2 separate regions of the Homo sapiens genome follow, and region 2 is linked to region 1. Evidence: read pairs that join two places in POLR2A ChIA-PET (ENCODE). Cell type or tissue: PC-9. All regions are shown on one strand. Links, peaks and the distances in the headings refer to the core of each region. The heading gives the core; the rest is flanking DNA. Region 1 holds the start of LINC00880 (long intergenic non-protein coding RNA 880). Region 2 overlaps VEPH1 (ventricular zone expressed PH domain containing 1).

Evidence for each region. Peaks named below come from ENCODE experiments on the same cell type or tissue, not always from the same donor. Only the 100,000 strongest peaks of a DNase experiment are listed, where the experiment ranks them.
Region 2: POLR2A ChIA-PET joins it to region 1 with 8 read pairs; 1 of 35 experiments calls an interaction of 5 or more read pairs at or near these places.

Annotation. Positions count from the first base shown.
Region 1 is chr3:157,117,190-157,128,825 of GRCh38, reverse strand. It overlaps LINC00880 (long intergenic non-protein coding RNA 880), which reads left to right and starts at 5,824. Exons shown (of 4, transcript NR_034007.1): 1 at 5,824-5,950. RefSeq lists enhancers at 199-408, 1-657. In PC-9, for the core only: no CTCF peak of the experiment used is centred there; a DNase peak (open chromatin) is centred at 6,575; H3K27ac peaks cover 2,230 bases.
Region 2 is chr3:157,402,646-157,414,281 of GRCh38, reverse strand. VEPH1 (ventricular zone expressed PH domain containing 1) reads left to right here. Exons shown (of 14, transcript NM_001167912.2): 6 at 192-401. Among named protein-coding and RNA genes, the nearest start is that of PTX3, 28 kb to the left of the region's middle. In PC-9, for the core only: no CTCF peak of the experiment used is centred there; a DNase peak (open chromatin) is centred at 5,351; H3K27ac peaks cover 1,613 bases.

The DNA of each region.
Region 1 (11,636 bases), core at 4,411-8,410:
GTAAAGGTAGCCTGGAGGAGTCCTGAGAGCTGGACCCATGGCGTTGAGGGGCAAAGTGAACCTTAATTTTAAAGTCAGACCAGAGACAGAGCTCAGCCATCCAAACAATGTGATTTATCAGAGTAGCTGGGGAAAAAAAAAACACAACCAGCCCGAGAAGTCACATGATAGGGAGGTTGGTGGGCAGGGCTTATGACATGGTGTCTCAGGTTCCTTTCATCTCCAGTGTTCTGAGACCTGCTCTTCTGAGAGTCTGAGGCTCCAGGGAGATCACAGGGAGTCGATGCTGACTCGAGAAGAGGGCTGTGAGAGCCTGGCCATGACTCAGTCCACTGGGGCTTCCCTGGACCACTCTGTTATCTCTGAGTTCGCAGCCACTTCTGTGATTCTGGCTGGCACAATTGCCCAAGGCCTTCAGTGGTGAGTCAGTAGAAAGGGACAGGATAACTCATTGCCCTGGTGGAGAGGCCTCTCACCCCAAGCCTCCCACCAGTGCCTTCCTCGTGCCTCTTTGTTCCTTGGAGAAAGCAAAGGGCTGCTTGCCTCACCCAGAGGTTTCCACAATTCAGCTGTCAGAGACTCCCTCTTGGCCCGGGGGTGGTGGAGGCCTGGCAGTGTGCATTAGAAGATCAGCTGGGGTTCTTGAGATAGCCAGATTTCTTCAAATGCTTATTTTGCCAAAAGATAAAAGGAGCAAAGGGCTTAGATTTGGAAGGGACTTTAGGGACAGCTAAGGCTATAATTTCACAGATGAAGAAACTGAAGTACTGGCAGATTGTGTACTTTCCCCAAGATTACACAGAGCCTCTTTCCTCTCCGTCACCATTATTCCTGGCTGACCCACAGGCAAGGGGGAGGGTGTTCTCTGAGAGGTGAATCACAGGCCCAGCTCATGCACCTGGGCCTCTTCTGTAATAGGCAGAGGACTGGTCCCCCAAAGACGTCCATTCCCCAATCTCTGAAACTTGTGAATATACAGTGTTACTCTATATAGCAAAAAGGACTTTGCAAATGTGATTAAGTATCTTGAGATGAAAAGATTATTCTGGATTATCTGGATTACTGGGGGAGTCCAATGTCATCACAAGGGTCCTTCTACGTGAAAGGAGGAGGCAGGGGAGCCAGGGTCAGAGAGGAATTTGAAGATGCTACCCTGCTGCTGGCGGGGAAGGGGCCATGAGCTGAGAAATGCAGGTGGCCTTTGGAAGCTGGAAAGTAAGGAAACAGATTCTGCCCTAGAGCCTCCAGAAGGAATGCAGCCCGGCCTACACCTTGATGTTAGCCCGGTGAAACCCATCCTGACCTGCCAAGCTTTGTTATGTGATTTGTTATAGCACCAATGGGAACCCATACATGTCCCTGCACCTCCCCACCCCACTGCTCTCTAGTTTGTGGTTTTAAAGAACATGCTTGAAAACTAAGTCATCCCCCTCCCCCTGATTTTTACTTAATGAGATATAAGAATAAATAATTTGAAAAACTACAGGAAAGACACTAAGTCCCTTTCATTCAATAATGAAACCTGTAGAAGATCGATCAAGTTGGACCCGGTTGGATACAAAAAGTAACCAACTTAATTCTCTTTCATTGCCATCTTTTTAAGCTCACTCTGTTGAATTATTCTTCAACTTTCCTGGATGAAATGCCAGGCATATTCCAAAGCTTTCCTGGTCGCTTTCAGGTTTTACTAAACATCTAATTTTTGGTCTGGGAAGTTCAGTCCAGTCTCCCATCAAAGCTTCAATGTCTCATCCAATATAAAGCTTTTTTTCTGCCCTAATTTGGGCCTGATGAGGCCCCAAGGCCTACAGAAATGAAGAGCAGGTGCTGGGGAGCAAGATGGTCAGTTTCCTAACTAGTTTCCCTCCTTATTCTTCCACTGCTCTGCCACTCACTCTGCTGCCTCTGGCTCCTTCGAGGGTGGGAGAGGGTAAATGGGAGGGAGGAGAGGTAAGGGGTAGCTAAGACTTCATTGACTCAGTGTGTGGCTCTTCACTCAGCGAGCCTTTCAGAGACATCCAACCACAAAGTTCTCTGGCAAGGCAAACTAATCACTGGCGGTTCCCCTAACAACTCTCCCCTCAGTTCCTACATCAATACTACCCCTGCAAGAACCCAGTTTTCTGTTGGTGCCATCTCACTCCTGCAGCTATCTCCTTGGGTGGGGTCTCCTTTGAGATGACACCCCAAAGCTAAGCTCCTTTCTCTGCTGTGCTCAGCTCACTTAATCAGCCCCCCCTTCACTCTTCAATCCCAGGCAGCTCCTGCTGTCACTCAACTTAGATTTTTTTCAGGTTAGCTTCAGTGTGATGAACTGTCCTAAGCCATTTTGGCCAGCTGTGACCATTGGATTTTTTTGTGGTAGATAATAGTAGCCGCTACTATGTAGAGGGAAGATGAGGGTTGGTTATTCCTCCATAATTCTGCTATTGGGTTATCATGAAAGATCCTTTCCTTTGCATGAAAGGTTAATTGAGGGCGAATATGATGATATTGTAGAGGCAAGATTCAAATAAACTAGAGGGTGAGCATCAGACAGCCAGATTCCTTTGAACCAGTTGCTGGTTATAGGATCACTTAAGCATCAAGCTTTAGGTGACTTTAAGGGCTTATGCCGCAGTCTCCCCTAAATCTATACCCAATTCATGCAAGTGTGAGGAGAGTCTTTCAAATATTTTGAATACTGCTAATTTCACAACATGAAATCCATTTTAAGTATTCATTATGCTGATTAGCAAAGCCTCTGGTGTTGCTCAAAGGTAAAGATAATCTTATATATCCTCATGGTAGCTGCCTCTGGAGTGTGGGTAAGAGTACAGCTTAGCAAACACACACAGTATCACCCTGCCTATGTCGAAGCATATCAGATTACATCACAGGCATCATAAAACTCAGCCTCCAGTCTTTGTTTTCCTAAACTCTTGGGACACAGGTCGTTTAAGACAGAGAGTTCTTAGTCCTCCTAAAAACCTTCTGCCCACATTCTTTTTTTTTTCCAACTTTTATTTTAGAATCAGGGGTGCATGTGCAGATTTTTTTTTCTTTTTTTGAGACAGAGTCTCACTCTGTCACCCAGACTGGAGTACAGTGGCGCAATCTCCGCTCACTGCAACCTCCGCCTCCCGGGTTCAAGTGATTACTCCTGCCTCAGCCTCCTGAGTAGCTGGGATTATAGTCACGTGCCACCACGCCCGGCTAATTTTTGTATTTTTAGTAGAGACGGGGTTTCACCATGTTGGTCAGGCTGGTCTCTAATTCCTGAGCTCATGATCCCCCTGCCTCAGCCTCCCAAAGTGCTGGGATTGCACCGCGCCCGGCCTTGTTACAAAGGTATATTGTATGATACACTCCTGAGGTTTGAAGTAGGAATGAATCTGTCACCCAGGCAATGAACATAGTACACAATAGGTTGTTTTTCAGCCCTTGCTCTCCTCACATTCTGTCTCAGTCCTGTGATGGCTTAAGGCTGAACCATTTCTAGGGCTCTGAAAAATCCAGCCAGGAAGCAAGCTGTCAGTCTCTCCTCCTGGGAGACATCCTACCTTCTCTGAGTGGCTCTCTTCACTTGAAGTGGATGATTCATGTTCTCAGCATACTGACAACTCTCTTGAAATAAATTCCCCCTCTCTAGTCCTCCTCATTCACCTCCTCCCCTCTGCTGCACACCCCTGAGGTAGGTGATGGGCTCAGGGTCACTGCTTAGCAAGGTCAGTGTTGATGATCTAGCAACCCTGCATAAAATGTGTAGTGGGCACATAACACCCCTTGTTTTTGGTTTTGAGGAATCAACTGAAACTCTGCAGCAATAGGAAAAGCCCCCCTTAACAGCCTGCTATAGGGCAGTGGAATTTGTTGTGTTTCCCTTTTTGCCTTGATCACCAAGACTGAGTGTAACACTTGCCTGCATAGCTTCTCCTTAGCCTAGATTTCAGAACCTACCTTCCCTCCTTGCTAACTCACTTACATCATCTCTCTTCTGCTTCATCTCCCACATTCATGCTCTGCTGTTGTTCTTTTGCCCTTGTTTTGATGATTCTGTTGCTTGTTCAGTGCTGAAAGCTGATGCGGAGTTATTTATAAGTACATTATAAAAAGAATTTGTAAAATTTTAGTTTAGATTTCCTAGAGGGTAGTTACATGCAACCCAATGAGGAAAACATCAGTGTTTTTTCTGTGAGAAGTTAAAATGCATAGACATAGAGATGGCATTTGTTCCACTAGGAGCTACAATAGTGTTTCTCTTTAATCAGATGAAAGATAGATTGTGTAAGCTTAGGGAAGCATCTTCTGATCAAAAGTTCCACATAATTTGGATAAACATGGAAGGCAAATGTTTAATGCAAAATTTCTTTATTTTCAAAAGAAAATAATGATGGATAAGGAAGCAGAAGCAAGGAGCAAGACTCAGGTGCTGAAGCATGTGACACTATGGAGAGTTCCTCTATAAGAAAGAGGGGAAAAGAAATACCCCTCCCTCTGAGAGTGCCACAGCCTCACATTAGGGATCAGAACAGAGTTACACAAAGTCACCTAGAAGGTGCAGAGTGTCTCTATAGCCTGGAAAAATCAATTAAAACCTCCTTAAGTATATTAATACCAGAGAAAGATTATGTTGATTATGGGAAAATAGGCAGAATAGTGGGAACAGAGAAAAAGGAGCATAACCAAGGCAAAGGACAGCTGATATCTTTTAACATTTAATAAAGAAACTTCTGATGAGGACCCGGCTTTCCTTGGGCCTAGGAGAGGATGCACTGATAAAGTCACAGCATATTATGGCCCTAGGGGAGACTAGTATACTAGAGCTACATTGCCTCATGTAAATGAACAGATAAGCCCTGTAGGTTGGCATCAGTCTTTGGGCCTTGTGTTTAGGATGAAGCAGTCTTGCAGGGCACTGCCTTCCCTTAGAGCAATGGTTTTCAGACTTTCATGGACATCAAATGATGCAGAGGGCTTATTTTGTTGGGCTGTATTCCCAAAGTAACTGATTCACTAGGTCTGGGGTGGGGCCTGGGAATTTGTGTTTCCAGCAAACAAGCTCCTAGGTGATACTAAGCCTGCTGGTCCAGGGATAGACTTTGGGAACCACTAAGAGCATTTCATAGCATTTAAAAATTTCCTTCTCCTACATGCCTAGGAGACCAACTGAATCAGAATCTCTAGGAGTAGGACACAAGCATCAGTATTTTAAAAAACTGTCTAGGTGATTCCAAAGATGACCCCACTACCAGGTCTACCATTCCAAGTGAATGATTTCCAAATGATAGGCAACATAAAAACACCACCATTTGGGCAAGAAAGCATCATTTTTTTTACCCTGCAATAAAATAACAGTGGGATATGAATGGATAACGATAGCTAACAGTTGTTGAATACTTATATTGTGCCAGGATTAAATAATTTGCTCCAAACAACTATCCCCATCTTAAAGGTGATGAAACAGGCATCCCATGAAATTAAGTAACTTGTCCAAGGTCATGCACAAGTAACAGAGCTGGAATTTGAACCCAGGCCCTGCAGCCTCAGAGTCCCTGCACGTGGCCTGAACTATAGGGTACTCTGTGTAACCAGTCTGAGGGAGCATATTAACAGCCTCACTCTCTCTGGGCAGTTTCTATAGTGAACACTGAATGGGCCCCATCATCCAGCCAACTGGGCTATTATCCAGGATTCACCACTTAATAAGTTGCTATGGTTTAAACATTTTTGTCCCCTCCAAAACTCATGTTGGAACTTAATTCCCAAGGCAACAGTGTTGGGAGGTGGGGCCTAACGGGAGGTGTTCATGTCATTAGAGCTCTTCCCTCATGCTTCTGCTATGTGAAGAACAGTGTTTCTCTCCTACAGAGGATGCAGTGTCCAGGGCATCATCTATGAATGGAGACAACCTTTACCGGACACCAAACCTACCAGCACCATGACCTTGAACTTTCCAGCCTTCTGAACTGTGAGAAATACATTTCTGTTGTTTATAAATTACCTAGTTTTTGGAATTCAGTTATAGCAGGACAAAATGGACTAAGACAACAGTGATGCAATTTGATCAAGCTCTTTAGCCCTTCTGAGCCTGTTTTCTCATGGGGAAAATGCATATAAATGTGTCTAAATCAGAGGCCTGCTGGTAAGGCTAAAAGAAATTTGCCAAGGAGTGCCTAGCACAGAGCCGGGGTTCAGGAGACATTCACTCCCTTCCTCTTTTCCATCAGCTTTTCCTCTAAGGGTCCTCAGAACCCCAAAGAGTTTTTCCCAGTTGCTTCTTGGGCATCTTTGTAAGTACAGCTCTCTTGAGAACTGGCAGACACCTTTGACTGAAGAAATAAGTTCTGGGGAAATAAAGTTTTCCTGCTGGATGGAAGGAAGCACAGATGTTAGGCTTCGTTGAAAAATGAGTTCAGCTCATGACAGTTGAAAGTAAGGAAATCTGTGCTGCTACTTGAAGGAAAATAAGAACTGATTCCTGAGCTGTGGTTTCCCGGCATATCTCAGAGCAGCTGCATTGCATCAGGGGTCTGGGTATCAGATGGGGCTTCCACAGCTACAAGGTGTGCTGTGAGTCAGTTGTTACTAATAAAACAAAGTACTGAAGCTTGTTAGTGACTCACAAAATAGTAATGCATTAGATGAGATATGCATTGCTGTTTGAGAGTACTCTTGAGAGGGGCAGAGCCTTGTTTGCTGGGATTGTACACAATTCTGGGTAGGCCTTTGGTAAGGTAACTTGCAGGTGTCACCTGAACCAAATGCCAAAGCCGAGAATGATTGTATATGCCATTTAAAAGCAGATTGAAAGAACATTTTGAGGAAGTCTAGAATAACTAATTTTTATATCTTCCTACTTCTGCGATTTTTTAAAGGGAATCATAAAAGAATATATAGGTACCTTAAAACAAAGATGGGATGAATAACTTAGAGAAAGAAATATCTGATGGTGGTTGGGGGAAAGGGAGATGTAGGGTAAGAACTATGTCAGAAAATGTAGGCTAAGGAGGATCCTCAAAATTAAGTTCTGAGATTCCTAGGCAAAAAGAATAGTCCCATGCATTCCACAGCTTTCATTAACTGAAAAAAGAAAACATAGGCAAACTTCATTCTAGTACTAAAGTCCAAGTGGAAATTAGTTGCAAGGAATTTTTTATGTGAAGCAACATAATGAATATCTATGGCAATTTTACAGATAATTTAAAGCTGTTTTTCACCCGATCATTTCTTAAAATGACACTGGGTAAAGCTAAGGGGCATAATGCTAAATGATGTAAACAAACACTGTATTGAGTACCAAAGTGACTTAAGCCAGGAAGGGACTTCAGTGACTCCAGGGAGGAAAAAGTTTAGAGAACTGCAAAGTACCCTACATGCTATCCTTGCTGTTTTGGCAACATCTATACCCCTTTTAAAATGCAAAGATAAACTTTAAGAGCACCATTTAATAGCTCTTTAATGAAACTATGTTTAACCTGAGCAAGTTGTTGTGTATGCAAGATACTGGAAACGCCTTCTGTGGAAGGAAAGGCAAGTACAACTTTGTGCTTCTATTTGGATAAAAGGTTTTGAAGTGAAAGGCATTTGTGCAAATTACAAGCAGATTTTCAAGTCTAGAAAAACAAAAATCTCAACTGTGGATTAAGTTCTATTTTTTAACAAAAGTGAAATACTCTGCTTTAATTTCAGAAGTTAAAAAATCCTTTTTAACAACAGCAAAAAGGGGACCTGTTTTGAATTTAAAAGAAGTAGAGTGAGACAAGTTAGGAAAAAAAGAATTACCATTGCCTTTCTAAATTTATTATTATCATAATTGTCATTAAGTGTATTCGTCTTTCTTTAGGGTAAAGAGAGCTTTCCGATGGCCAAAATTTACTAGTCACTGAATTGTGTCCCAGGACACCCTTCAATAAAACTTGGCCTAAAGAAGCTTCAAGTTCCCTTCAAGTTCGAGGGCAGAGTCTGGGGTTCAGCCCAAGCCACTGGCATCCCTGAAGGGGCTGCAGGGCTCCTGACTCCAGGACCTCCTGGCATCCCGAATGCATGACCTCTCATGCCCGCCGCAGCACCTGCAATCTTGCCGGTGCTGCTTGGATTGCTGAGCAAACACTTGTTATTTGCGAAAGTACAAGGTTCAGTCTGTCAAACAGGGAAAACCAAACACCGAAGCACAGGAGCAGATAAGAGGGCCATGGTTGTGAGACCCACGCGGGCTCAGAGCGCGGCGGCGGGGCCCGGGCCTACCCGGCGCATGGGGGCTAAGGTGCAGCTAGGCAGGCCACGCGGCGCGGGCGGACGGCCTGGCCCGCGGAAACAGGCGCATAGGGCGGGAAAGTTCACCCGCCTTGCGGCGGCGACCGTTCTGGGTCGAACCGGCCATTGTAAGCCGCGCCGCTGGCGACCCGCCTGGGACCCCTTCGTGCCTTGGCCTTGGGGGGCCAAACACATCCCGAACGCCGTTCCCACCTTGCAGATTCTTGCAAGCTGCGGGTCCTACCTTGCTTCCCACGGGCTGATAACCCTGAACGTTCCCAGCGGGTAGAGGGCTTGCCACCTGCTGCTGAGCTGCGCTGCAGGCTTCCCCCGCCTCCTGCCGTAGGTCTAAGCCCAGAGACCAGAGGGGCCTTGGGCCTTGGCGCGCTGCCGCCGCCAGGGCACCGAGCGAGCCACTCTGCCTGACACTCATTTTTCTCTTCTGCAAAATGGGACTGACACCAACAATCACCTTCCTACCACCTCAGGGGGTTTTGAGGATCCCGTGAAATAACGGTGTGAAGATACTTTCAAAGTGGAAATCTCGGTTGTTACTAACTCATTTGTGAACCCCATTTTCTTCTTGATTTCTTCCTGACGTAGAATTGATCATCGTCACTGGGCTGTCTTAGCTACCCCTCCCTTGACTGTAATTTTAAATTTATCTGTGCATACCATTCCAAAAACAAACAAAAAAATCACGTGACCTGTGGTTTTATGTGTGAACAAAAGTTCTCTGAAAAGGAATTTAGAGGAAACAGACTTTATTACAATGAACAGTTTACAGACGAGGAAACATAGCCCTAAGTGTAAAATGAAGAGAACAAAGAGACAGTTTGGCGTTTACAGAGAAAATTCCTACCTGGGTTCCCAATCAGGTCCATTTATGCAAATGAACAATTCAAACTGGCTTGGTTCTGATTGATCAATGCAGCTGAGTCCTGATTGGTTGATGGGGAGCACAGCCTATTCCGTTGCTTCAGGCCACATGAGCGGTAACAGTCAGCTGTCAAAGCCCCAGTGTTAAGCCGACTGTGGGTTTTCCAGGAACTCAGAGTAGTGTGTAATCTCTAGTCAGTAAATGGCCGTTTGGCTCTATATTAAATTTATGTAGCCACTCAGGATTCATCTTGAGGGACTGGCTCTTTCAGATTCACTCATGTTTCAACTCTGCTGTTTATAAGTCCTCTATCTGTGTATACAGGCCTAGAGGTCCCAGGGCCGGATATAAAATTTCTCTGGACAGGGCCTGCTCCATAACCACCTTCACATGCTGTTCTTCAAACATATAGAATTGGGTTGATAGTGGAAACAATTTCAGGTACTTTAACCCAATTCTAAATATTCTAAATTTTAGGTATTTTAACCTTGGAATAATATAATTTTTTCTTCTTTTTTCTGTGTATAAAAAGACGTACATAGTTGATATGACACTATGTAATGTAACTCATAGATCACTATGTAATTTTGTACCTGCATTCATTCAGCATTTTAACATGAATTAATATTAATATTTTTCCATGTTAACTCTCTATGTAAAAACCATTTGCAATAAGCATTTTTCCATTTAGTAAGCTACCTCATATTTTATTAAATTGTTTTTCTACTGTTACACATAAGAGTTTTCTCCAGTTTTCCACTATAATAAATAATACTGCAGTGAACATCTTTCTTCCCAAAGCTTTTTTTGTTCTTTTTTTTCCTTGCTTTTGGTTTACCTCCTTAAAAGAATTCTGGGTCAAAGGTTATGAACATTTTTCAAAAGACCTTTGTTGTCATGATGGCAGAGAGGCAGCACTAAAATAGTTTGGAGCAATAGGGATTTCACCAAAATAGCTATGATTGATATCTGGAAAGAAAGACAGAGAAAATAATGGCATGGGAATCTTTCTAGAGTTTTAGGGCCTTGTTCTGATTTAAAAAAAAAAAAATATATATATATATATATATATATATATATGAAAGGAAAATAAATCTTCGGGCCCCCAAATCACTAAGGGAATAATCAAGCTGGGAACTGCTTAGGGCAAACCTGCTTCCCATTCTATTCAAAGTCACCCCTCTGCTCACTGAGATAAATGCATATCTGATTGCCTCCTTTGGAAAGGCTAATCAGAAACTCACAAGAATGAACCGTTTGTCTCTCAAGTATCTGTGACCTGGAAGCTCCCTCCCAGCTTCAAGTTGTGCCGCCTTTCCAGACAGAACCAATGTACAGCTTATATATATTGATTGACGTCTCATGTCTTCCTAAAATGTATAAAACCAAGCTGTGTTCTGACCAACTTGGACACATGTCATCAGGACCTCCTGAGGCTGTGTCATGGGCATGCATCCTCAACCTTGGCAAAATAAACTTTCTAAATTAACTGAGATCTGTCTCAGATATTTGGGGTTCACATATATATGAATATATGAAATAATTGTATATCTTAGAGTCCCATTCCTGGAAGTTTAAACAGCTGTACTCATAGCCCACACTTAAGTAGAAAGTTGGGAGAATATCTGACAGTATGGGTGACAACTGCTTACTCTAGGTGCAGATTGGGGCTTCTCAGGCAGCTATTGGCCCCAGGGTAATTAGCCTTCTGGTGACTACAGAAGTAGAAAGTAGAGATCTCCATCTACTTTACAGTTGAAGGCACTGAGTCTCAGCACACCCAGTTCAGTGGTTGTTAACTCTGGTTGCATAGTATAATCACTTAGGGTGATGAAAAGACATCCAGAAAAAAACATCCAGGATAGATCCTCAGATATTCTGATGTAATTGGTCTGAGGTGAGACCCAGGCATCATTACAATATGAAAGCTCCTTGGGTGATACTAATATGAATTAGGATTGAGAAGCTCTGGTATAGTGGGAAAAATATGGGCTTTGGAGTCACTAATATCTGATACAGCTCCCAGCTTTGCCATTTATTGGCCATGTCATTTTGAGTAAATTAATGACTACTCTCTGCTAAGGGTCCTCATTTTAAATCATAAAGTTGTCACAAGGGTTAAATGTAATAACATGCAAAGTGTTTTTCAAGGTTTCTGGAACATGGTTGGTGTTAAAAAAACGTTGGGTCCTTTAGTATGTACCTAAGGTCCTATAGCTAGCTGATGGTTCTGGAAAGCCATCCAGAACCGTGCTGTGCACTCAGTGAATGCCTGTGGATGTTCCTTGGTGACATCATCTTTGAACATGAATATGGGTGTTACTGAGACATTTCGAACACCACATTGAGTTGGTGTTCATCAGAACAATAAAGCCATACCTCATAGAGATTCATCTCATTTGCTGAATATTAATTTGCCTCCTATTTTTAGTTCTTCAGCTAAAAAGAAACCAATTTTTATTCTGCTAAACCAATTGATTATGATGGAACTCTTGCAAGAAAAAAGTTAAACACTGTTACA
Region 2 (11,636 bases), core at 3,798-7,797, 290 kb before region 1:
GAAGATTTTATTGTAAATTTTAAATTCTAAACTTGGGAGATTTGCCTGAGTACCAAGGAGGGTAATAATCCCAGAATGTGTTGAGTTCAGGTTTAATGCAAAAAAAGTTTGCTTTCAAAATTAATTCCAATTTAATTAACTTTTCTCTTTCTTCCTTCTTTCTTCCCTCCTCCTCTCCTCTCTCTTTATAGGTAGTTCAGAAGTGTATTCCTTTCCTAATTGGGCATTTGAAGGATTCAACCCATAATGACATCATCCTAAACATCCTCATAGAGATAGCAGTCTATGAGCCAGTGGCTTTGAACAGTTTTCTTCCAATGCTGAAAGAGATTGGTGAGAGATTCCCCTACCTCACTGGACAGATGGCAAGGATTTATGGAGCTGTTGGGCATGTGGATGAAGTAAGTTTGGCTTTTTTCTCTCCATTCCCCTGAATTGCACTGGCACTTAATCCAACCTATTTAATAGGTTGGATTATTATGACGTGCAAATTTGTCCTGGAATTTCTGGGAGTTCCAATTTCTCTTTGACATACAAATTTGTCCTGGGATTTCTGGGAGTTCTATGACATACAAATTTGTCCTGGGATTTCTGGGAGTCCCAATTTCTCTTTCAGTCCTTTTACATGGACAATGGCCTCTGAATCAAGTAGCAGGGTTATGTGGAAGGTTTAGGAAGTGAGTCTTTTATTGCTGCTGTGTCACCTGAAGAAGGAGGGTTAAAATGGAGAGAGCACTGAAAGATTCAAGACCACTTTGCAGTAACAACAACCAATAAAAGAGCTGTATCTCATTTCAGGTTGCAATTTCTCTTAACCCAGGAGACCATCAGTAAGCACAGAATTAGATTTCATAGACTACCCTTTAATGAGAGCCCATAGCTATCATGTCAATAAGTGCCTGGGTTCAGAATGTTTTCAGTCCTCTGAATGTTATTTGGGAGAGTGAAATAAACGTTTGTGGATGTTTAAAAGTACTAGGCTAAATATTTGCATAATGGCATCTTTCAGTAGGGACAACAGGATGCCATCAGAGTTTATGGGGATTAAGAAAGTTTTCAGAAATTCAGGTTTCAAAGACATGCATGTCTCTCTGATGATTTCATGTTGGGATTTAGGATTTTTATATATTAAAATAAAAACAAATCTATAATTGACTGAGAGCTTTTCCTTGAACCCATTTATATATAATATAATTAGCTATTCAATAAGTATAAAATTGTCCAACTTTTAAAAGGAATTTCATAGTTCATTGAGTTCAATCCCTTGATTCTGCATAAGACAAAATTAAAAACAGAAACATTATGTGACTTACCCAAACTCAGATTGAGTGAGTAACCCAGTTAGAATTAGATCTTTGGTATCTTCAGAATCCATTTTCGAATTTTGTCTTAAAATGCATCTTTGGTGCTGTTTGATTATATTTCTTCTGAGAATTATAGTGAACCCCTTGAGTCCTGCCTGGCTTCCTCCTGGGTGAGGCTCTTTCTCCTCTAGCTTCCCAGAGGAGGGCGGGAGAACTGAGTTCCCAAGCCTGCACCTGTCAATGTGAGGATGGATCTTCAAAGGGGATTTCTCTGGTGTAGATGTACTCTTAGTATAATCCCTTTCTATGCACTGCTGTTGGGAATGCCTCACCACACTCTGCCTTCTGTTAATGCTTTCCCTTGCTTGTCACCTTTTCTGCCAAGAGAACCCACTGGTATGCCTGAGTGTTATTAGGCCAACTTTGCCTGACAGCTGTTTAACTGAATCTGCTGACCTTGCAGATCTTTGCAAGAACCAAAAAATTCAACCTCTGAGGTGTGAGGCCATCAAATCTTTAAAAAGTGAACTCTTTCTGCAATTTAATGGTAATTCTTTTTGTCACAAATGATTCATTAATGTATAGTAATGCACACTGGTGTTGACTAAACTCCCATGGAAGATGTAATCTGTGAAAAACAAAAAACAGTAGCCACATGCAGTATAACCATATGCAATTAAGTAACTGTCAGTTTGTCTGAACTAAGGCTGTATCCATCTATTCTTGCACTGTTATAAGGAAATACCTGGGACTGGGTAATTTATAAAGAAAAGAGGTTTAATTGGCTTGCACTTCCAAAGGCTGCAACAGGAAGCATGATGCTGGCATCTGCTCAGCTTTTGGGGAGGCCTCAGGAAAACCTACAATCATGGTGGAAGGCAAAGGGGAAGAAGGCACCTCATGGCCAGAGCAGGAGGAAGAGAGAGGGGTGAGGTGCTACCCCACATCTCATGAGCACTCACTCACTATCATGAGAGCAGCAGCAAGGGGGAAATCCACCCTCGTGATCGAGTCACCTCCCACCAGGCCTCACCTCCAACATTGAGGATTACAAATCAACATGAGATTTGGGTGGCAACACAGATCCAAACCATATCAAAGGCTAACCTGAAAGAGAACAGTTCATTTGGTGACACTTGTATGACTCTCAGTGGGTACCAGGAGAAGGAGAGGTGGATCTAAATAGCCTGAGGAATAAATTATTTCACAGTTCAAATTTGTTTGCTTTTTCCCCCAAAACAAACAAATCTTTCTGGTGGTTCTGATTCACCCCCCTTCCTGGGACCCATAGCAGAGAACAATTGTAGATCAGATAATTACCAAGTATATCTGGATATCAGGATTACGTGAGGAGCTTTTAAATAATGTCAGTCTTGGATCCCATAGAATGCCTACTAAGTCATAATCTCCTGAAAAGAGTACCAGAAGTCTGGATTTACGGGAACCTGTGCCAGGGTAATTCTGACGCAGCTATTTGTGGATCAGTATTTGGGAACTCCAGACAGAGAATATTTAAGGTGCTTTCTCTCTTAGATTTAGAATCAGGCCTTGCCCATCACCCATCATCCTGCCCTCCTCCATCAAGCCATTGCTAATTAATTTAATAATTTTCTAGACTATTGATATAGCAGCTTAGAGTAGCATTGGCTAAGAGTAACACAAAAATCCAAAACCACAATAACTTAAACAAAGACAGATATCTGATTCTCTTACACATAACGAAGTCTAGAAGGCAATCTCTCTAGAGTGCCATGTTTCAGAGACCCAGGCTCCTTCTACCTTATTGCTCTACCATTCCTGAGTGCACCAGAAAGCAATAGCTTCTGTCTCATGGTCCAAGATGACACTGTCTCCACCCATTGCATCAGTCTTTCAGCCAGCAGGAAGGGGGAAGGGGAGAAGGAATCTTCCAGGCCATCAAACACAACCTTTTGTTTACAATCCATTAGCTAAATAGACTAAAGCTGAATATGACCACGTGTAGCTGCAAGGCAGACTGGAGCATGTCACCTGGATTTGGGTGGTCCCATGCCCAGTTAAACAGGGGACAAAGGTAGAAAGAATGATGAAGAACAAACAGCTGTTGCTGTTGCAGGTGGTCAATTCATTTCACATTTGTGGATCTGTTTTCTCTCCTCAAAAATTAATGGCTTTACACTGGATTACCTCCCGTATGCTCTGATATTATTTGATTCCATTTTTCCATTTTATTTAGGATCAGTCTAATAAAATTACCTATAAATGTCAGGCAGGCTCCTTTGCTCAGAAATAATGCTCTTTCTTGATTATTTGTAATGCCTGAAATATTACTGTAAGAAAGTTATTTTAGCCATAAAGAATGCTAAATTTCAGATGTCCCAAGAATAAGTGTAGTAATCTAAGCAGCTAGTAACAGAGTAATTTGAGTAAATTTGTCCAACTTTCTAAATAAAACCTTGTGGAGCAATATTTCTAAAGACCAAAGACAATAGGCAAGATGTGCATGTGTGTATATCTCTACCCAGCCTCTTTCCAAAAAGAAACAAGAAGTTCCTGAGGTACATTGAGAGGTGGGCATGAAGGCAGATGCCCAGTATGGGGTCTTGGGTACCAAAGTGAAAGGAAATGTCAACAAAGAAAGAAAGGCAAAAACTGCCCTGGAAAAGCCCCACCACTTTCTATGTGGAAAGCTTGGTCTATGGGGAGACAATGAAACATGGGACCATATAAGGCATGGGGATTTTGGGGGTGCTTGTAAGACAGCCACAGGACCCTTGTGACCTCTAGCCTTAGGATCGTCTCCCTTATCCTATTCTGGTCTCATCTAAAAATTGACTCCATTTGAAATTTTTCTCTTTGACACCAAAGTGGTCCTGTCTGTTGGGTTTAGGGGTTCAAACTGTCAGATAATTTTATTTCCAGGATTTAAAAGATTTTGGAAATACAGAAAAGCCAATCCAACTTTGAGATCCTGCTCCAACTTTTGTAATGTACAATCTCTGACTGATCAGAGCATACTGACTGATCAGAGCATATAATATACAATCTATGACTTATCAGAGCATACCTCCTTTGTTTTCTGGTTTCCAGCAAACTCCATGGTTTGATCTTTAAGAAGAGCAGAGTCTCCTGTGGGTTTGCAATCTTCAGTCCAGAATTTGGCCATGGGGGTAGAGACGGCCTGGAATCACACAAGTTATTGATTGGCTTATGCCTCACCTTCTGTGCTTGCATAAAGCCAGGTGTAAGAACTGCAGGGCTGGCTACTGGGAAATGACAGGGTGTGCCTGTCTTTCAAATGAGTGCCCATCTGGGTGAGCAGACTGTTTTCAACAGCTTGATAGCAGCATCACAATTTTTCCATCTATATTACATTCGGCAGAGAAGAGTTGTATATATAAAACAAAAACCAAAATCCTACAGATTCTTATTTTCTCTATCTCCCAGATTAACTCAGAAATCTTTTTGCCCAAACTTAAATAAAGCCATGTTTAATAATCATATAGTGCTTGTGTCACTGTGGAGGCCATGAATGACTCACAGAACACTTCCAGGGTAGAGAAATTTGCTTCTGGGAGAACCGATCAATTGTTGCCCTTGAGGTGCACCTTTCAGTAAAGATCTATCCAGTTCTTTATAATGCCAGGATTTGCTCCATTTCTCTGGTATGCTCAGTTGAAGTAAATTCATAAATAAGAAATAGTATTTGATTAAATATGTCCAAAACACAGCAAAAATACATGGGTCATTTTGTCTTTCTCAAATGAGAAGGTTGCAGTGGAAACCTTTCAGACAAGAGCAGAAATGACTTCTTAGTAGCACCTAAGGGTTCATTCCCCAAACAACCATCCAGCAGTTTATATAAAACACTTAACACAGTTCCTGGCATATTAAAAAAAAATGCTTGATGGATTTCAACTAACAACAACAAAGTAACAGCAGCAATATAATAAACGAAACCTGTCTAGCTGGAGAGGCCAACGAGAGAGGGAAAAATACAAGTGTGAGTGTACTTCCTCACACAAAGTCTTCTGTGGTCTCATCCACTGCCTATGGGTTATTATGCAAACTCCTTGGCATGGCCCCAGCTTCCTTCTGTAGCTTCACCTCTTACCTGTCCAGTCTACTTCATTCCCCTACATTCTGACTACTCAGGATTTTACACCCTTCCCTGCACACCCTTTACTCTGACATACGTTGAGACCTTCACAGCTTATTCTGCCTGGATAGCTTTTACCCTCTTCTCCTACTTATCTTACCTGACCCAGCTCAAATGTTGCCTCTTCTGTGAGTTCTTCCCAGTCCCCTTAGGCAAAGTTAGTCACTCCCAGTCTATACTTCCATAGTAATTTGGTTGTACCTTAAATGTGTCATGGTTGTATCTCAATTATGTCGTGTTGCAATTTGCAGGTTAATGTCTTTTTCTCCTCCCTATACCTCTCAGCTTCCAGGGGAAATAAATATTATCAAATCCATCTGAATTCATCTGTGGCCATAAGACTGAATGAGTACTTGAGAATACTGGTAATTAAGAATTTGAGGGTTGATTTCTCACTTGAACTTTGATTCCATCAAGTCTGTCTACTTATTCTAGATGACATAATTATAACTTAAGAGAGAGGAGGAGGAAATATTAGTGTGGAGAGGGCTGTATACTTCTGAGCTTATACAATCTATCTCTGATATCTAGCAGGTGAAAGATGAGAATAAAGTTGACAGGGGAATATGGAGTCATTATACAACAAACATGTGATGAGCCAAGGCCATCCATAATGGCTGCTAGGAGGTGACATAAATGAAAGATGATACTGAGTAGATTATAAAGAGATTTTCATATACGAGGCCTCAGCAGGCTGCAAATTGGTTGAAGTACAGCTCCAAGAAGGAGCACTCACCACTGTAGACTGAGCAGTGATCACCACCAAGGAACTCTCTGTGCAAGAATCCATTACATGAATGGATTTGCTTACGATGAGGGCAAAAGTAACACGGTGACTAAGAGGGTGTGCTTAGAGTCAGCCTGCCTTGATTTCAGTCCTGACTCAGCCACTCACCAGCTATGGGCAACTTACATCACCTCTCTTGACTCAGTTTCCTCATCTGTAAAATGGGAATATTATTCACCTCTTAGGTTTGTTGTGAGGATTTAATGAGTTAACCCATGTGGAACAGTATTTAGCAAATAGTAAACATTTGATAAATGCCAGCACTTTATTACTTTACTCAGCATTGTCCAAGTCTTTCTCATTGCACTTATTTGTATACAGGCTAAAACTTGACCCTAACAGACTGAAATTAGGGAGGTGAAAACTAGGGAAATGGCTTACCTTGCCTCTGCTTCTCCAAGGAAAGCAGCTGAATGGGTAGGCATATGTGGGACCAGTCAAAATCAGGAGACAGAATTGGAATGAGGCACCGTAGACAACCACATGTACATTAAAGGTGGAAAGCATAGCTGGCTACACAATTTTTCTTTTTTAGGAAATAACTGGTGTATGTAAATTTTTATTCCTCGGGGTGGAATGTATATCTGTTTTACATTTGTATCGCAGACCACCATTCGTGGGAGAAATAAGGATAACAAAAATAATAAACCTCATTTTGTAAACCTTCATAATTTAAAATAGGCCTTGTTTTCTTGGGCCACTGGAAGTACATTGCTTTCCATAAAGGGTAGGTGGTCCCCACCTCCCCAGCTATATAAACAGCTCAAATAAGTTTGCAGCAATTTTTTAAAAACTCTTAAACTAAATATGAAGTGGTTTAAGTTAAACCCAAACTAGGTTGATGTTTCTCGTCCACAGAGGACCAAAATAGAATGTTTGTTTCCACTTTAGAGGGTTTTACTTTTTCATTATTTCCTTCCCTAATTAGACTCTCTTAGCCACGCAAGTGGTCTCTGCTCACTTGTTAGGTATTATCGTTATTATAGCCCTCTTTCCTAACATGGGTCAACTTGGAAAAGAGAACACTTTAGGAATGGCATTGATTTTTTTTTTTTTTTTGGGAGGCCAACTTGAATTCATGTATCTTTCCATCTATTTAAGCCTCAAATAAGTGAACTGAAACAAATTTTAGTTTAATAGTCATCTTTACTTTACTTTAGGGTCTGGTCTTATTGGAAAGCACATACCAGTATGTAGCATGCACTTCATTACCATGCCCCTCCTCTGTGCCAGACCTACAAGGCAGTAGACCTAGTGGTAGAAACAGAGACAAGATGCTTTAAAATTTTTTTTACAAATGATCTCATAGCACGTGGAAGGATGCTATGGCCACTTGTTTTTCCTTCACTACAGACCAATAGCCCGCATCTGTGAAGAATCAAATAGCATGCCCCTGAGTGCAGCCACTGCCATCGTGTGTGTTAAATCCTGTGCCCTCTGCCTTGTTTTTCTAACTAGCTGGAATATGCTGGCCAAGCACCAGGGCGTGTTCATTACATCCTCTCTGGGCTCAGAGTCATGGACACTTTTCAAGTAAAGAAGTGACACACATCTTGCCCAGGTTGCATTTCTGTGACATCCGGCAGGCCTACAAAAACACTTTCAGGAGGAAAAGGAAAAGAATGACAAAGGCAGCTGAGAGCCACATTACTGTCCTCATCCTGGCTGTTGAATAACATCCTGAGAAATGGGAGCTGGGTGGATGATTTACACCTTTAAATTACAAATCAAGACTAAAAAAAATCTGGGGTCCGTTCTACAAGAGGAAGGACCTGTGACTTAAAAGCACAATTTCCCCAGGGATGATAAACTTAGTTAAAACATTGGTAGGTTCAATGACTTTGGGGATACATTTTCTTAAACCTTGGTTGGTGCCAGTGGCTGCTACTTAATATTATAAAACTGTCATGAATTGGGGAAGGATTTTTTTCCAAAATGAAAATAGCTTTTATTTTTGTTTGTATTGTTAAAAAGGGTACATGTTAACTGTAAATAATATTAGTAATAAACCTCTTACAAAGTATAAGGAAAACAAAGGCAAACTTTGAGTACATACAAAATATACTTTCAAATAAGAGTATTGATGTTGCATATCCTCTCTCCCTCAGTGATATAGGGTGGAGCTGCTGATTCTTTCTAACTGTAAGACCCAGTACTGGTGATGGGGACACAGAGGAGAGAAAGACATGGTCCCTGCCCTAGAGGATCTCACAACTGGGGATGAGGAAGATGTAAAGACAGATAATTGGAATTTAATTTGGTACTTGCTGTTACTGAATTTTGAACTGGACCAGGAAGGAAGAAACTAACCCCATGTGGGGGAGTTTTAGGAGAGCATTATAAGTTTGGCTTGTAAGATGATAGGGTTATGTCAGGGGAATAGGAAGAAGGTATCCATGGGGAAGTCACCGCATTCAGTGGCAGTCAGCCAGGAAAAGGCTGTGAGTCTTCTAGAAACCATGAAGCATTTCAAGTGCTTGGAGCATAGGATGAATAATGGAGGGGAGGGGGAGAGATGCGGCTGGACAGTGGGCTGGGGTCAGATTATGAAAATTCCATATTGATTAGCAGATAGTTCCTGTTTTCTTCCTTCTCTCAGCTGATTCTAGGAACAGTACTTTATTTCCCTTCATAGTGCGGATAAGTAAATGTAATCCTATGTACCTTAGCGTTCCCAAGAAACTAAAGAGCTGGCGAAAGGACAAACAGTTCCCAAAATACTTGCAAATGTAGAGTAGTAAATAATGGTTACAAAAGTTACATGTTGCAAAAATTTTCAACAATGTCTTGTAATTATTAACTGTAATTTGGGCCAACTGACCAAATCCACAGAAGACCTGCAGTTCCCTGTGAGCTGGGACAGTTTGGCAAGTCCCATAACATGGCTGCACATAGAAGGAGTGTCTGCAAGACCAGGATCAAACTCCAGAAATCGGCAGCCTGGTCCCCGCAGACTTGATCTTCCTCCTTCCAGAGGAGGACGATCTGACTTTCCTACACTGGTGTCTGTGAGGGAAGTAGGTGCCTGCCTCAAGAAAGACAGGAAGCCACCACTTAGTAAGTGCCCTTTCTAGCCATGAGCCTAACAAGTGAACAAATCTCAGATTCACCAGAAAGGACAACTGGGCATTGGCAGCAGGTGAGTTGAAGAGGACGAAGCAGTTGCTAATTCCAGCTCAACTCCTGCTGCTCTTTTAAGATGATAGCAGGTCCTTGCCCTGCCTGTAGCCCTCAGACTGAAATCACTTGACTTCCAACTATTTCCAACAGCCAGTATTTGCATTTCTTTGCCTATGGCTTCCCCAACTTCACAAGCCATTCTGCTAAGACACATGGCGTATGCATGTGAGGAATGAATGCTGTCCCATGGCATCCTACAACCAGTGATGGGAGTTGGTGTTTTGTAAACTTCCAAAACTCCTTTACCCCTCAAATGAAATAAACTCTCCCTAGAATTTCCCAGGCTACTTTTTGAGCTGTTTCCCTTCTCTTTCTCACTCTTCTGTTCCCCTATTGGTTTCCTGAAGTTTTCAAATAAATGATTTGCACTTAAATCATCTCAGGGTCTGTCTGTTTCTGGAAACCCCAATCCAAGACAAAGACATTTCTAGGACTTTCCCAAGCCATTGCAATCTGCCCTGCTGTGAATATTTGAGAACATACATCTATAACACAGAGTTTAGCATCTGATGGTTTTCTGGTTGCATTTGCTTTTCATTTATTTAGTGCATGAATACACACACTCCCAACCCACCATAAGCACTCTGAAGGAAGGAACCATACCTTATACCTCCTCGTGGCCCTGGCATAACCCCCCCTCAAGTAATTAGCTCATAGCAGGTGGCTCACAGGTACTTGCCAACTAACTGTTCCATAGAGACTGAAACTTGGCTGACCATCAGTGTCTTGTACTAGTAGATGGCATCTGATGACATGGCAGGTTGTGTTTGAGGAGGTCAGGAAAACTAGAGACATTGGGTTCCAGTCAACAGTTATGGATACTGGTTTTTCAGGATCTGTCGGTCTCCATCCCATGTGGTCCCCAAAGTGTCCGGACCAGCAGCATTGAGTGTTACTCAGAAACTTAAATCAGAATCCATAATTGAACAAGATGCCCAGGTGGTGTGTATGCACATGAAAGTGTAAGTAGTACTGCTCCTGAGGATCCAGGCCCTACAGGATTTATCTGCTATAGAACCTGAGGGAGTCTAGACATGCCCGCATATATACTACCTGCTTGATGCATATATGTTTCCAGACACACACACAGCTATACCCAATTTTCTTTGCAAGACCCACTTGTTTTTATGTAAATAATCAGTAACCTTTAACAGTCATAATCTTTGACAATGTCAGTATATACATGAAGTCAGGAAATATCATGCATTACCTACAATACAGTTTATGAATATTTATCACACACCTGCTGTATGCAAGGCACTGTATGCAAGTGCAAAGTTAAATAAAATCCAATCCCTCTGCTATAAAAAGGGGCTTTTTTATTCACTTAGAAATGATACTTTACTCACTCGAGCCCAGGAGTTCAAGGCAGTGAGCTATGATTGTGCCACTATATTCCAGTATCACAATAAAATAAAAGAAAAAAAAGATCCTTTAATAGGCAAAAATTGTGATGCATTGACACTTTTGTGTAATATTCTTAGAATTCCTCACTCCATCCCCACTCCTGTATAAAGGGAGAGGGTGTTCCTAAATAATGGTTTACACGGAATATCACAGGTGGGTATGTACAAGTCTTTTCTATTGCTTAAGTTCTTGTTTTTATTTTTTAATGTTATTTGATTTTTTTTTGTAGCTCAAGTAGGATCTGAAAGCATTCCCAGAACTCCCTATAGGATTTGACACAGAGGTATTATCACTATGATGTAAAATCGTGTAACAATTGTACTCTCAAAATATATGAGGAGAGTAATTGGAAGTAGATGAATTTTGTTGCAAAGCCATGACTAACTATACTGTCTTGAAATTATATTTACATTTCAGCCTTCTTCATTATTTATCAAAAAAGTAAAGCCTGAATTTATTTTGTAGTGAGTAGGGCTTAGGAACTTGGTACTGGTTTACATGAACAGAGCTGAAGCCCTCTAAGAAAATATGCATCTAACAGTTGGCTTAGCAACAATACACTATCACACTAAAATGTTCACAGGTATAGATCATAATATTAACCAGATGGTTGCTGTCATCTACGTGTATTCATGTAGATAACATGTAAGAAATTACACTGAGAGGGTATCTTGACATCAGTTTATTTCTTGCTAAGTAATAAAGTAAATGAATAATTATTTATTGCTTTTTAAGATTAATAAATATGAGATAAATAGAAAATAAATGTTTCCATAACTGTTGATGAGTAAATGAAAGTGGTCTGGGTAATGTTTCCCAA